Linked DNA regions of Homo sapiens: region 1 is linked to region 2. Evidence: read pairs that join two places in POLR2A ChIA-PET (ENCODE). Cell type or tissue: K562. All regions are shown on one strand. Links, peaks and the distances in the headings refer to the core of each region. The heading gives the core; the rest is flanking DNA. Region 1 has its middle 150 kb from the start of JARID2-DT. Region 2 overlaps JARID2-DT (JARID2 divergent transcript).

Region 1 (6,484 bases), core at 1,570-4,069, 150 kb before region 2:
CTTGGTTATACAACAGATCTACCTATGTTGTTAATTAGATTCTGAAGATTAAAGCTCTAAGGAACTTTAAGAGATTATTTTGTTCAACACCCTTAATTTGAGGCGAGGAAACCAGGCCTGAGCGATTACTGGCCCAAGGTCCCAGCACTCATTAATGGCAGGGGAAGGAATAGAAGCCACAAACCCATTTCTACTTTATTCTCTTTCTTTAACACCAGGTTGCCTCTATTCAGCTATTTTAAATGTGTTAGTCTTGTCCCTGGCAGAGTTTTGAAGCTATATTAGGGCAGGCAAGGACTACATCTTAAGTCGCTTGTATCCTGACAACATCCAGCAATGTCTTAGTAAATCTATGTTGAAACCATAAAAATATTTCTAGGTCTTTCCTTTACCCACTAGGAACCGAAACTTTTCTTTTTCTTTTTTTTCTTTTCTTTTTTTTTTTTGAGAGAGAGTCTCACTCTGAAGTCCAGTGGTACGATCTTGGCTCACTGCAACCCCTGCCTCCGGGGTTCAAGAGATTCTCATGTCTCAGCCTCCCAGGTAGTTGGGACTACAGGCGCACACCACCACACTGGACTAATTTTTGTATTTTTAGTAGAGACAGGGTTTCACCATGTTGGCCAGGCCAGTCTCAAATTCCTGGCCTCAGGTGATCTGCCTGCCTTGGCCTCCCAAATTGCTGGGATTACAGGCATGAGCCACGGCACCCAGTGTTGAAATTTTTCTTTCTTTTTTTTTTTTTTTTTTTTTTTTTGAGATGGAGTCTCGCTCTTGTCCCCAGGCTGGAGTACAATGGCACGATCTTAGCTCAATGCAACCTCCACTTCCTGGGTTCAAGCGATTCTCCCTGCCCCAGCCTCCCAAGTAGCCAGGACTACAGGTGCCCACCACCATGCCCAGCTAATTTTTTGTATTTTTAGTAGAGACAGGGCTTTGCCACGTTGGCCAGGCTGGTCTCGAACTCCTGACCTCAGGCGATCGCCCACCTTGGCCTCTCAAAGTGCTGGGATTACAGGCGTGAGCCACCATGCCCAGCCGAAATTTTTCTTAAGAATAAAACGTTTTTCTCCTCTTTTAATACAGAATACCTTTCTTATGAGTTTTCTAAAAGTACGTTAAGCAAACCAAAACAAAAGGAGGTGGGTAATGTACCTGAAGAAACTTAGCCAATTCAATTTTTGCAACCTCAGAAGCATGTTCCATTTACTTCTTGGAACTAACTGTGGTCCCACCATAAATTGAACCAGATACACTTGTTCTAATGTTATCTCAACTTTGCAGGCAGATTGTAACCCAGGGTTGGTTTAGTTCATCTATTTCCTAGTCCATTAATCCACTGCTCTTGCTGTCTCAGCCGTGTGGGCATTCTTTCAGTTGGAACATACAGAGGCTGCTTTCTCCTCCAAAAGCTTAAAAGCAACAAAGCAAGAAAGAGAGAAAAAGCAAGAAAGCAAGAAACTGAGAAAAAGCAAGAAAGCAAAAAAGCAAGAAAGGGAAAGCAAGCAAACACAGCTTCTACCTCTTCCCTTATAGAATCAGAGCCCCTTGAGAGTGCCTACAGGATCTACTTAGAAAGGTTATTTTGCAAATGTCCCATTAGCTACGGCATAATACAGCTCTCCTCCAGCAGAAAAGCTCTGCTTTCTGGGAGTCTGTTCCCTCCTCAGCCTAATGGATTCTGTCAGGGGCAGGATGTGGCTTTTGCCATCACGGGCCATAAAACCCAGGAGTAATGGCTGCAGTGATGGCGGCCTCCTGCCGGCCCATCAGCACGGGAGTTTGACGGTGAGGAGGAGAGAAAGGAAAACTGGGAAAAGTTCTGAATGCTCAATAACTTTTCAGAGGTAAGATGAGGGAGAGAGAGACCTAGAGCCATAATTGCAGAAGCCTCTTGCAAAATTTAATTAAAACTTGGGCAGAAACAAACACCAGAAACAAGTGTCATTCATCAACTTAAACCGCCAACTAAGGTAAACACTGCCACAAACTCAGGAAAAGAAAGGGAGGAGAATGGAACGAGGGGTGATCACTCTAGATATCAAGCAAATCAAATTACCCTGAAGGCCCTGCCAGACACATGCATTAATCATTGGTTATCCCAGCTGCACACCTGTATGGAGAGGAGAACTTGGCGTCCTCAAATTGACTCTGGCTGGCAAAGTGGGAAAGCAGAAGGACAGGGTGGCAGGCCAAGGGGAACCCAATCCAGAAGTGGCCACGTGGCACCCACGGCTCTGCACTGGCCAGGTGGAAGAAGGAGGAACCACGTAAGATTCAGGCGAGGGCGTACAATCATCCCCAGCTTTCCAGTCTTGCTTCTTGTTTTCTGGAGCCTATGTAGCTGGACAAACCTGCTGAGCTGCAACGTGAAGCAACTTTCCCCGGGAGGGGGAAGGCTTCAGGGTGAATCCAAGCCAACTCCAGGGATAACAGAGTGGGAAAGCAAGTTGAGCTTTCAAATCCTTTATGTGGCTGGTTTTCTTCTCTCGTGAGATTCAGCATTTAGTAGGAGGGAGACGGGGTAGGGTGGGGTGGGGACAAAGTGAGCCGTTGACTTTGTTTCCTGGGTCACAGGCTTTGTACACCCACAAGTCCCGAGGGCAGGTCACAAGCTGAAATCTTCTTACTCCAGAGAGAGGAGGCTGGAGAGCAGCTCAGCCATCCAGGCTGGGAGCTATTTGCACTTGATGAGCAATTTCAAGTGGGAACCATCAGAGTGTGTGCCTGTGTGAATGCCAGAGTGCATTTAGAGGGAACAAATGATTTATTATCGGGGCCTCAACAAAGTTACATTCGAAAAGGGAGGGAGCCTCTTATTCCCCTCCTTATCATTAAAACCTTAAAGAGGTAGAATCCATTTGGTCTCTTAAGCCAGGCTGGAAGGGAGTCACAGCTAATCAAGCAGCCCGCTCAGCTCCTTCAGCCCTTCTTTGAGTACAACAATATGTATAAACTGGCAAAAGGGACTACAGACTGCTTTGATGTTAAACAAAGAGGAAAACCTCCAAAACACGGTAAAAATTGTATCTCTGTTTAACTCTTCCGCGTCCTTTCTTCAGCACAAATTTAAGACACGTACAGCTAGGCTCCAGGGAGAGGTACATAATGAAAAATTATCATTTCAGATACTTAGATCCAAGTATTTTGTAGCAAGAGAAAATGTCCAGTCTCCTCTTCTGAATTACTTTCTCTGCTTACGTTTTTTTGTTTGTTTTGTTGTTGTTGTTGTTTTTGAGATGGAGTTTCACTCTTGTTACCCAGGCTGGAATGCAGCGGCATGATCTCGGCTCACTGCAACCTCCATCTCCCGGATTCAAGCAATTATCCTGCCTCAGCCTCCCGAGTAGCTGTGATTACAGGCACCTGCCACCAAGCCCGGCTATGATTAAATATTACTTCACTAATAACAAATACTGTGCTCTGGCCAGGTGCAGTGGTTCACACATGTAATCCCAGCACTTCAGAAGGCTGAGGCGGGAGGATCACTTGAGCCCAGGAATTTGAGATCAGCCTGGGCAACACAGTAAGACCCCTGTCTCTACAAAAAATAGAAAAAATTAATTGGGCATGGTGGCGTGCACCTGTCCTCCCAGCCACTTGGAAGGCTGAGGCAGGAGGATCACTTGAGTCCAGGAACTCAGAGACTACAGTGAGCTGTGGTCGTGCCACTGCACTCCAGCATGGGTGAAAGAAGGAGGCCCTATCTCAAAACTAGATAAATAAATAAAATACTGTTTTTTGAGCAGTTTCTGGGGCCTGATACTACAAGAAGAGCTCTACGGTGACCACCTCATTTAATCCTTCAATAACCCTGTGAGATCCATATTGTTGTCTCACCTTAAAACTGGAGGAATAGACGAGCTAAGGGACATGCCTAATATGTCCCAGCCTATGATAGAGAAGTGTTCTTTTTTTACTTGAGACTGAATCTTGCTGTGTCACCCAAGCTAGAGTGCAGTGGCACAATCTTGGCTCACTGCAACTTCTGCCTCCCTGCAACTTCCGCCTCCCAGGTTCAAGCGATTCTCCTGCCTCAGTCTTCCGAGTAGCTGGGATTACAGGCGCACACCACCATGCCCAGCTAATTTTTGTATTTTTAGTAGAGATGGAGTTTCACCATGTTGGTCAAGCTGGTCTTGAACTTCTGACCTCAGGTGATCTGCCCACCTTGGCCTCCCAAAGTGCTGGGATTACAGGCATGAGCCATCACGCCCAGCCTAGAGAAGTATTCTTTTTAAATTTGTAATTCATTTGAAATGGATTTTTTTTTTTTGAGACGGAATTTCGCTCTTGTTGCCCAGGCTGGAGTGCAATGGCACGATCTTGGCTCACCGCAACCTCCGCCTCCCGGGTTCAAGTGATTTTCCTGCCTCAGCCTCCCAAGTAGCTAGGATTACAGGAGTGCACCACTACGCCCAGCTAATTTTGTATTCTTAGTAGAGACAGGGTTTCTCCATGTTGGTCAGGCTGGTCTCAAACGCCTGACCTCAGGTGATCTGCCCACCTTGGCCTCCCAAAGTGCTAGGATTACAGGCGTGAGCCATCACGCCCTGACAAAATGGAATTTTTCTAAAATATATTGTATGCTTCCAGGGCTTACAAAAGAAAATTCCTAGGAAATGTCCAGAGGAAATGATCCCTGGGCAGGTTGGAATTCCAGCCTTTAGGTCTTCAGGGATGCCAGGGAAGGAGAATCTGTTGTGAACAAAGACCACAAATTGCTGCCTATGTGGAGAAGAGGAGCACGTGCCGGCGCAGCCGGACAGAAGGAGAAGTCAGAGGAGTTGAAGGTTGGAGGTTTGGTGAAGTAAAAGAGAGCACTAGGAAGGTTTTCAATCACTATAGGTTGAAAACCAGCCATGGTTCAAGAAGGAAGAAGCTCATAAGATTCCGGCATACATATTGTCCCACTTCTCCTTGGTAATGATGGGGTTCAGGACACGCTATCACACAATATGGCACCTTGGCACATCAGAGGCAGAAAGGTCACTCTCTCTTTCCCCTTGCCCTCCCTGCTGAAGCAGATCATAAGACCTTCACTCCAGAGGTGCTCTCCCTACACCTGGAGGAAAGGAGCTTCCTTATCGACGTAGGAGCACAGAGAAGAATCTGAACAAACAGGATCTGCTAGACACCCCCAGTTTGTCACCGTTAGAGTCAACCCACGTCGTCCAATCACATTTCTCTACAACCATCCTCTCTTCACCAAACCTAAGCACACAAATACACAGGTTTCCCTGTTCCTTTGGCTTTTCATTTCTGAAAGCTACTGTGTTTCATAAAACTTACATTAAATAAATTTGTGGGGCTGGGCACAGTGACCCATGCCCATGATCCCAGCATGCCAGGAAGCCAAGACAGGAGAATCGCTTGAGGCCAGAAGTTGAAGACCAGCCTGGGCAACATGGCGAGACCCCATTGCTAAAAAAAAATAAATAAATAAAATTAATTAATTAATTAATTAAAAATTAAAAATTAGCCAGGCATGGTGGTGCATGCCTGTGGTCCTAGCTATTTGTGAGGCTGAGGTGGGAGAACTGAGCACAGACATTCAGGGCTCCAGTGAGCTATGATCTCACCACTGCACTCCAGCCAGGTGATAAAATGAGACCCTGTCTCTCTTTTTTTTTTTTTTTTTGAGATGGAGTCTCACTCTGTCACCCAGGCTGGAGTGCAGTGGCACAATCTCGGTTGACTGCAACCTCTACCTCCCGAGTTCAAGCAATTCTCCTGCCTCAGCCTCCTGAGTAGCTGGGACTACAGGCATGCACCACTATGCCTGGCTAATTTTTCTATTTTTAGTAGAGATGGGGTTTCACCATATTGGCCAGGCTGGTCTCAAACTCCTGACCTCAGGTGATCTGCCCGCCTCAGCCTCCCAAAGTGATGGGATTACAGGCGTGCAGCCACACCCAGAGACCCTGTCTCTAAAAAAAAAAATTATAAAATAAATTTTGCCGGCCGTAGTGGCTCACACCTGTAATCCCAGCACTTTGGGAGGCCGAGGCGGGCGGATCACGAGGTCAGGAGATCGAGACCATCCCGGCTAACACGGCAAAACCCCGTCTCTACTAAAAATGCAAAAAATTAGCCAGGCATGGTGGCGTGGTGGCCTGTGGTCCCAGCTACTCGGGAGGCTGAGGCAGGAGAATGGCTTGAACCTGGGAGGCGGAGCTTGCAGTGAGCTGAGATCGTGCCACCGCACTCCAGCCTGGGTGACAGAGTGAGACTCTGTCTCAAAAAACAACAGCAAAAACGTTTGTGGACAAAAACAATCGTGGTGATGGTTGAGTGATGTTGTTAACCTTATTCTTCTTCCTTATTGCCCTAGAGCTCCATTTCAACTCACACCAAAACATTGTATTAGATGCTCAACTTTCAGGTTAAGTATCGATCATATCCAAAGAGCATGCATGGGGTAAGACATCACCTGACTCCCAGATACTGTCATTCACATTTACAATAAAATGCAAGGATCATC
Region 2 (6,484 bases), core at 1,748-4,247:
GGGTTCAAGCTGTCCTCCTGCCTCAGCTTCCCAAGTAGCTGGGATTACAGGCATGCGCCAACACGTCCGGCTAATTTTGTATTTTTAAGTAGAGACGGGGTTTCTCCATGTTGGTCAGGTTGGTCTCGAACTCCTGACCTCAGATGATCTGCCTGCTTCGGCCTCCCAAAGTGCTAGGATTATAAGCATAAGCCACCGAGGCTGGCCAAAACACTTTTTTTTTTTGAGACGGAGTCTCACTCTGTTGCCCAGGCTGGAGTGCAGTGGTGTGATCTCAGCTCACTGCAACCTCAGTCTCCTGGGTTCAAGAGATTCTCCTGCCTCAGCCTCCTGAGTAGCTGGGATTACAGGCACATGCCGCCACATCCAGCTACTTTTTGTATTTTTAGTAGAGACGGGGTTTCACCACGTTGGCCAGGATGGTCTCAATCTCCTAACCTCGTGATCCACCCGCCTCGGCCTCCCAAAGTATTGGGATTACAGGCATGAGCCATCGTGCCTGGCCAAAATATTTTTTTTTTAAAATGAATGTTTGACAATTGAGAGAAAGACCAAAAGCAGGAAATTAATAATCCACTAAGTTTCAGTCACAATGTAACTGCCAATGTTTGAATCTTTTCTGTTTCACTCTATGTGTCTGTGTGTAGGATCGGAAAGGGAGATGGCACTGGGTTTCTGTAAGGTGTGAGTGAATCTTGGGTTTTGGAAACACTGAGATTTCAGAAAACAGAATATAAATTGTAGATGTCCCAATTTGGCAAGAGATAAGCTCTGTTTTTGTTTAGAAAATTCTATAGATTCATAGATAAGAAACTATGGGCAAAAGTGTTTGATACGTAGATCAACCAGTATTTAGGCAGGGATCATGTCTGTGAAAACCTTGAAGTGTGCAAGGTGGGGTAAATGAGAGAGTAGCTCTAGACTGAGCTGGACTGGTCTATCATCCAATGAATCTCTAGGATTCTGATGGTGAAAAGGTTATTTTCTCCTTTCCTGCTCACTTCTGTGGCCCTGACAGAGGGAAGAACTAGTAGCTTCTGTGGTAGACTATATATATATATATATATATATTTTTTTTTTTTTTTTTTCTTTTTTGCTCCCTGGAGTGTTTGTCTCCCTCCCCTTTGGATAACAAAATCTGCTCTACCCGCCATGTCCATGGTGGGAAAGGAGTTTTCTTTTTTGTTTTTTGAAACAGTCTCGTTCTGTTGCCCAGGCTGGAGTGCAGTGGCGGGATCTCGGCTCCATGCAACCTCTGTCTCCTGGGCTAAGCGATCCTCCCACCTCAGCCTCCTCAGTAACTGGGATTACAGGCACGTGCCACCATGCCAGGCTAATTTTTGTATTTTTAGTAGAGAGGGGTTTTGCCCTGTTGACCAGGCTGGTGTCGAACTCCTGGGCTCAAGTGATCCGCCCGCCTCGGCCTCCCAAAGTGTTGGGATTACAGGCATGAGCCACTGTGCCTGGCCGCAAAGGAGTTTTCTTTGGCGCTATCATCTCTGCTGGTTGGAGAGGATGACAGAAGAAGGAAATGCTGAGATGAATGGAGAGAAAAAGAGAATGAAGGAATGAAGGAAGGACGATGACATCCTTTGTAGCCCTGAAACTCGGACTCTGGGTTTCCAGATAGGTGAGCCAAGCCCCTCTTCCTTTTTTTCCATAAGCCATTTTCATCTGGGCTCCATTCACCTGCAACTGAAGGCATCCTGATTCATACAGCTCCTCCCCCTTTCCCTGCCTACTCACAGGATCCCTGTAATCCCTATACCTCAGTTTCCTCATACTGATCCCCTGTGGATTAGTTGATCACTGATAAAGTTGATTTTTCCCACCAAACACAGAGTGCAGTATTATTATAAACAGTAACGTCTATTCTTAGGAACTGCAGGTTTCCCGTCTTGGCTGCTTTACCAGAGTTTCTGAATCAGGGCCAGCTCTCTTTCAATAACACAAGACAATCTAAGCAGAATAGTAATGATAGTCCAAAATTTTTACACAATCCAAAGTACCAGCGACTTTCAGTGACTTGTATAAACAAGGTCCACAGACGACCAGTAGGGTTGAAAGCATCATTTTATTGTATTTGGTTTGTGCTGTGGCATTTTATTGAGGCTTGACAAATAAGACTGTAATTTGGGGACAGGAAGCACTGAATAACAAAAAGAACTAATGTCTCCTTGACATCACTCACTCTTAAGAGGGCTGTTTACATCTGAGTTTACCTCCTAGTGTGTTTTAAAATACTCTTGCAAATCTCAGTTGGCTCGAAATAGCTGTTCTATGTTCTTTCAATGGAAGCCCCCACCTTCTGAGTACACTGGTTCATAGTTATTTATAAACCTGATGTCACTCAAATATTATTTTTACATCCCTCTCCTTACTCCCTCACATATGAAGATAGACCTATATAAAATTAGAAACTTCACATAAGGTATTCAGTCACTTAGGTAGGAATTATTGTCAGTCAGCAATCATTTATGAAGCATAAATTCATCATATTGGGTGAAGCATGTCTGTAAAACTGTTCCGTGGTAACCAGCTCTTTCTTCTTCTTTTTTTTTCCTTGGTGTTCTGAGGCAATTTAGGAAAAGCAATGAGGGCTGGGGGCTGGACTTAAAAGGTCTGTTTTTTTAAATTTTTTTATTTTTCGAGACAGAGTCTCGCTCTGTTGCCCAGGTTGGATGGAGTGCATGATCTCGGCTCACTGCAACCTCCACCTCCCAGGTTCAAGCGATTCTCCTGCCTGAGCCTCCTGAGTAGCTGGGATTACAGGCGTGCACCACTATACCCAGCTAATTTTTTGTATTTTTAGTAGAGACGGGGTCTCACCGTCTTGGCCAGGCTGGTCTCGAACTCCTGACTGCATGATCTGCCCGCCTCTGCCTCCCAAAGTGCTGGGATTACAGGTGTGAGCCACCACACCCGGCCCAGCTCTTTCTTTCTTTCTTTTTTGAGACAGAGTTTTGCTCTTGTTGCCCAGGCTGGAGTGCAATGGCAGGATCTCGGCTCACCGCAACCTCCACCTCCCGGATTCAAGCGATTCTCGTGCCTCAGCCTCCAGAGTAGCTGGGATTACAGGCATGTGCCACCACGCCCAGCTAATTTTGTATTTTTAGTAGAGACAGGGTTTCTCCATGTTGGTCAAGCTGGTCTGGAACTCCCAACCTTAGGTGATCCACCCACCTCGGCCTCCCAAATTGCTGGGATTACAGGCGTGAACCACCGTGCCTGGCCAGGTCCAGCTCTTTCTTAAAAAAAGATTTCTGTGATCAAATTAGTTTGTAAAACTACATGCCCCTTTGGGGATTTCTAAAAACCCTACAGTAAAGTAATCGAGTTATCTTTATTATAAGGTAGCAGTCTGCAAATTTATTTCATCGAAGAATTATTTTCTTTTCAGTCCCACCTAGTAACATTTCATGGAATCATATGTCTTGAATCCCATTTTGGAAAACCAGGGAGGTGGCCTGCACTGGGTATGTGGAGCCGAGAGTCCTGAGTTTGACCCTTGGCTCATCCACTCAACTGGTTGTATGACTTTGAGCAAATCACAACCTCTTAATATTTCATTTTCACATTTGAAGAGTGAGGACAGTAATACCTGTCTTGATCTAAGTTGTTTTATGGTTTAAATGAAATTATTATGACAGTGTGCTTTAAACACTATTAAAGTTATACAAATGAAAGCTATCATTAGATAGCTCGGATAAATATGAGGTCTTTTTGGAAATTAATAACATACAAGTGTAAAGAAACTTAACCTAGCAACTTTTACTGAATGATTGTGGATTTGAGTTTACTTAGGGGCCAGCACTGAGGGGGAAAAGCAGCATAATACAAAGGTAAAGGTAGGACTAGAGAATGTTGGGTGTAGAAATGTCTTTGGGAAATAACTGAATTTAACCCTCTAATTTTTAATTTTATGTTTGTAGAGATGGTGTCTGGCTATGTTACCCAGGCTGGTCTTGAGCTCTTGGGCTCAAGCAATCCTTCCGCTTTGGCTTTCCAAAGTGCTAGGATTAGAGGTGTGAACCACCACACCCAGCCTAACCTGCTCATTTTATAAATGACAGACCCAAGGCCTATATGAGGCAGGTGAATGGCATATGGTCACTCAGAGACTTAATATTAGAAACATCTGATTCCCTCATTGCCAATGGCTGCCTCAATATGAGACAAATCATGGCCCCATCCAATTTTCAATTAAGAGATACAAGATACTTACATGACATAATCAGAAAAAAATACAACAGAGAACAATTTTTTTTTGTTTGTTTTTGACAGGGTCTTTCTCTGTCACCCAGGTTGGAGTGTAATGGTGCAATGTCAGCTCACTGCAACCTCAGCCTCCCGCTCAAGCCATCCTCCCACCTAAGCCTCCCAAGTAACTGGGACTACAGGTGCACACTACCATGCCTGGGCCACCACGTCCAGCTAATTTTTTTTTTTTTTTTGGTAGAGATAGGGTTTCACCATGTTACCCAGGCTGGTCTCAAACTCCAGAGCTCAAGTGATCCTTTTGCCTCGGCCTTCCAAAGTGCTGGGATTACAGATGTGAGTCACCACATTCGGCCTCAGAATAAAATTTTAAAGCTCAAAAATTATTGCCAAAATAGGAAGGGCAATGAGAATCCAGGAATGAGTAGGCCAAGCAGCGAGGCTGGATTGGAAATGGGCCTGAATTTGGGGCCTTGAAGAACGTATAACACTACATTGGATTTAGATAATGCAAGAGGAAAACTAGCAGAGTTCCAGAATGGAATGGAAGATGATGGTAGGAGACTAAATGTTGGGCAATAGTCTAAATAGTTGGGCATTATAGTTTTGGTGAAATATTCAACAGTAAGCATTTACTGGACATCTTTCAAATTTGATGAAGTTTTTGGAGCTTTGGAGGGTATGAGAAGTAGACAACATCATCTCTTTAGGGAATTTCCTTTTTACTTGGAGAGAAGAACTAGAAACATTAAAAGTGGAGAATGTAAACAAATAGGATGCAATGCAAAGGGGTGAAATATGCACTTCTTTAAGTATGTATGTGAACCCCTACACCTACTTCAAAACTCCTTAACACCTAGTCATCTCAGCAATGTGTTCTTTTTAGCTTCTTTTCTACATTGCTGATATAGTACTTTTTGGAGGTATCACAATCCATTGTAAACTCTGCCTTTTTTTTTTTTTTTTTTTTACTGAGCTGTGAGCTTCCTGTGTCCTCAGGGATGAGGACAGTGCTGGCATAGAGTCTAATACAATCAATGTACCTAGACATGTTCTCATCCCTGCCCCTCCAATTGAAGAGGTCAAGGCTTTGAGATGTGAAAATCATCATAAGAAAAGCTGCATTTGACTTACAGAAAATGAAAAAGAGGAGGAAGGAGCAAGAAAAGCCTTGGATGGTCTTGCCAAGATGGTAGGGGAAGGAAGTTCATTAGGAGTAGGTTACTTTCACAACAGGAAAATCTTTCAACCACTAAGAAGGCCAACCTTTTTTCTCTTTCAGGGAAAACAACACTAATATTATTCAAATCTTTTGGAAATGAGCAAATTCCTTCCTTTCCCCTCTGCCCTGAGGCCTCAACTTTACACAATAGTTTTTCACACCAGGTGACCTGGAGCTGGTAGCCTGGCAGGGGAGTTCGCAAGCCCAGGACTGAGAAGTCCAGGCCCCAGGGCTAGTTAGGGGAACAGAAAAGAAACTCACCTTTGTTCATTAATATTTGCCTAGGGAATGAGGTATCTGCGTTAAACTTACAGAAAGCTGGTTAAAATCTTAACAACGTGGAGACGTGGAGATTCCCAGTATGCCAGTCCTAATGATCAGAAAGTTTTTAGAAAACACCTTGGGTGGCCCTACTGTAGTCTGCCCCATTGGATCCTTCCCAGGAAATGGCACCAGCGTACAAGTTTTGCAGTATTCAGGGCACAAAAGATCATTTATTTTTCCAATTGTGAAGTGAACATTAGATAAAATTATTTCATTTCAGATTTTTTGAAAAGGTAAAAATAATAAGGAAAATACCCTCTCGAAAAGGCTTTTTATTTCGTTTACTGAAAGCTTCCAATAACGTGCCTAGTTTTAAACTAGGTTACTGTTATTTATCACATAATCATCCCCACAGGTTTGATCACCACTAATTTGCAGATGCGGAAACTGACAAGCTCAGAGAGGCTCTCGGTTGCCTTTTGGGAAGTGGCCAAGGCGCGATTTGAATCCAGGTCTCTTACCTCCAGTTTCTGAGACCTTTCTAGACACCAAGGTTATCTCTTCAAATACTGCTGCAAGTAAACAGCTGTGTGAGTATCTAGACTTTTGAAGTTAGCAGACTCTAGGGAATAGGTAGAATAAAATATATGGGTATGTGTTCGCGGGAGCGCTTCTGCCACGTTTTATTCCGAGGCTAGCCTGAGAGATCATGGAAAACATTGCTTCTCCAAAACCACAGCGAAAAACAAGGAAATTAACAAGGCAGAATCGCGATGCGAG

What was found. ChIA-PET counts read pairs that join two places held together with the same protein. Peaks named below come from ENCODE experiments on the same cell type or tissue, not always from the same donor. Only the 100,000 strongest peaks of a DNase experiment are listed, where the experiment ranks them.
Region 1: POLR2A ChIA-PET joins it to region 2 with 6 read pairs; 2 of 35 experiments call an interaction of 5 or more read pairs at or near these places.

Annotation. Positions count from the first base shown.
Region 1 is chr6:15,087,663-15,094,146 of GRCh38, forward strand. No RefSeq gene overlaps it. Among named protein-coding and RNA genes, the nearest start is that of JARID2-DT, 150 kb to the right of the region's middle. In K562, for the core only: no CTCF peak of the experiment used is centred there; DNase peaks (open chromatin) are centred at 1,709, 2,559 and 3,839; H3K4me3 peaks cover 2,134 bases.
Region 2 is chr6:15,237,907-15,244,390 of GRCh38, forward strand. JARID2-DT (JARID2 divergent transcript) reads right to left here. Exons shown (of 1, transcript NR_187237.1): 1 at 6,017-6,484. Among named protein-coding and RNA genes, the nearest start is that of JARID2-DT, 4.2 kb to the right of the region's middle. RefSeq lists enhancers at 921-1,421, 1,422-1,922, 6,278-6,484. In K562, for the core only: no CTCF peak of the experiment used is centred there; no DNase peak of the experiment used is centred there.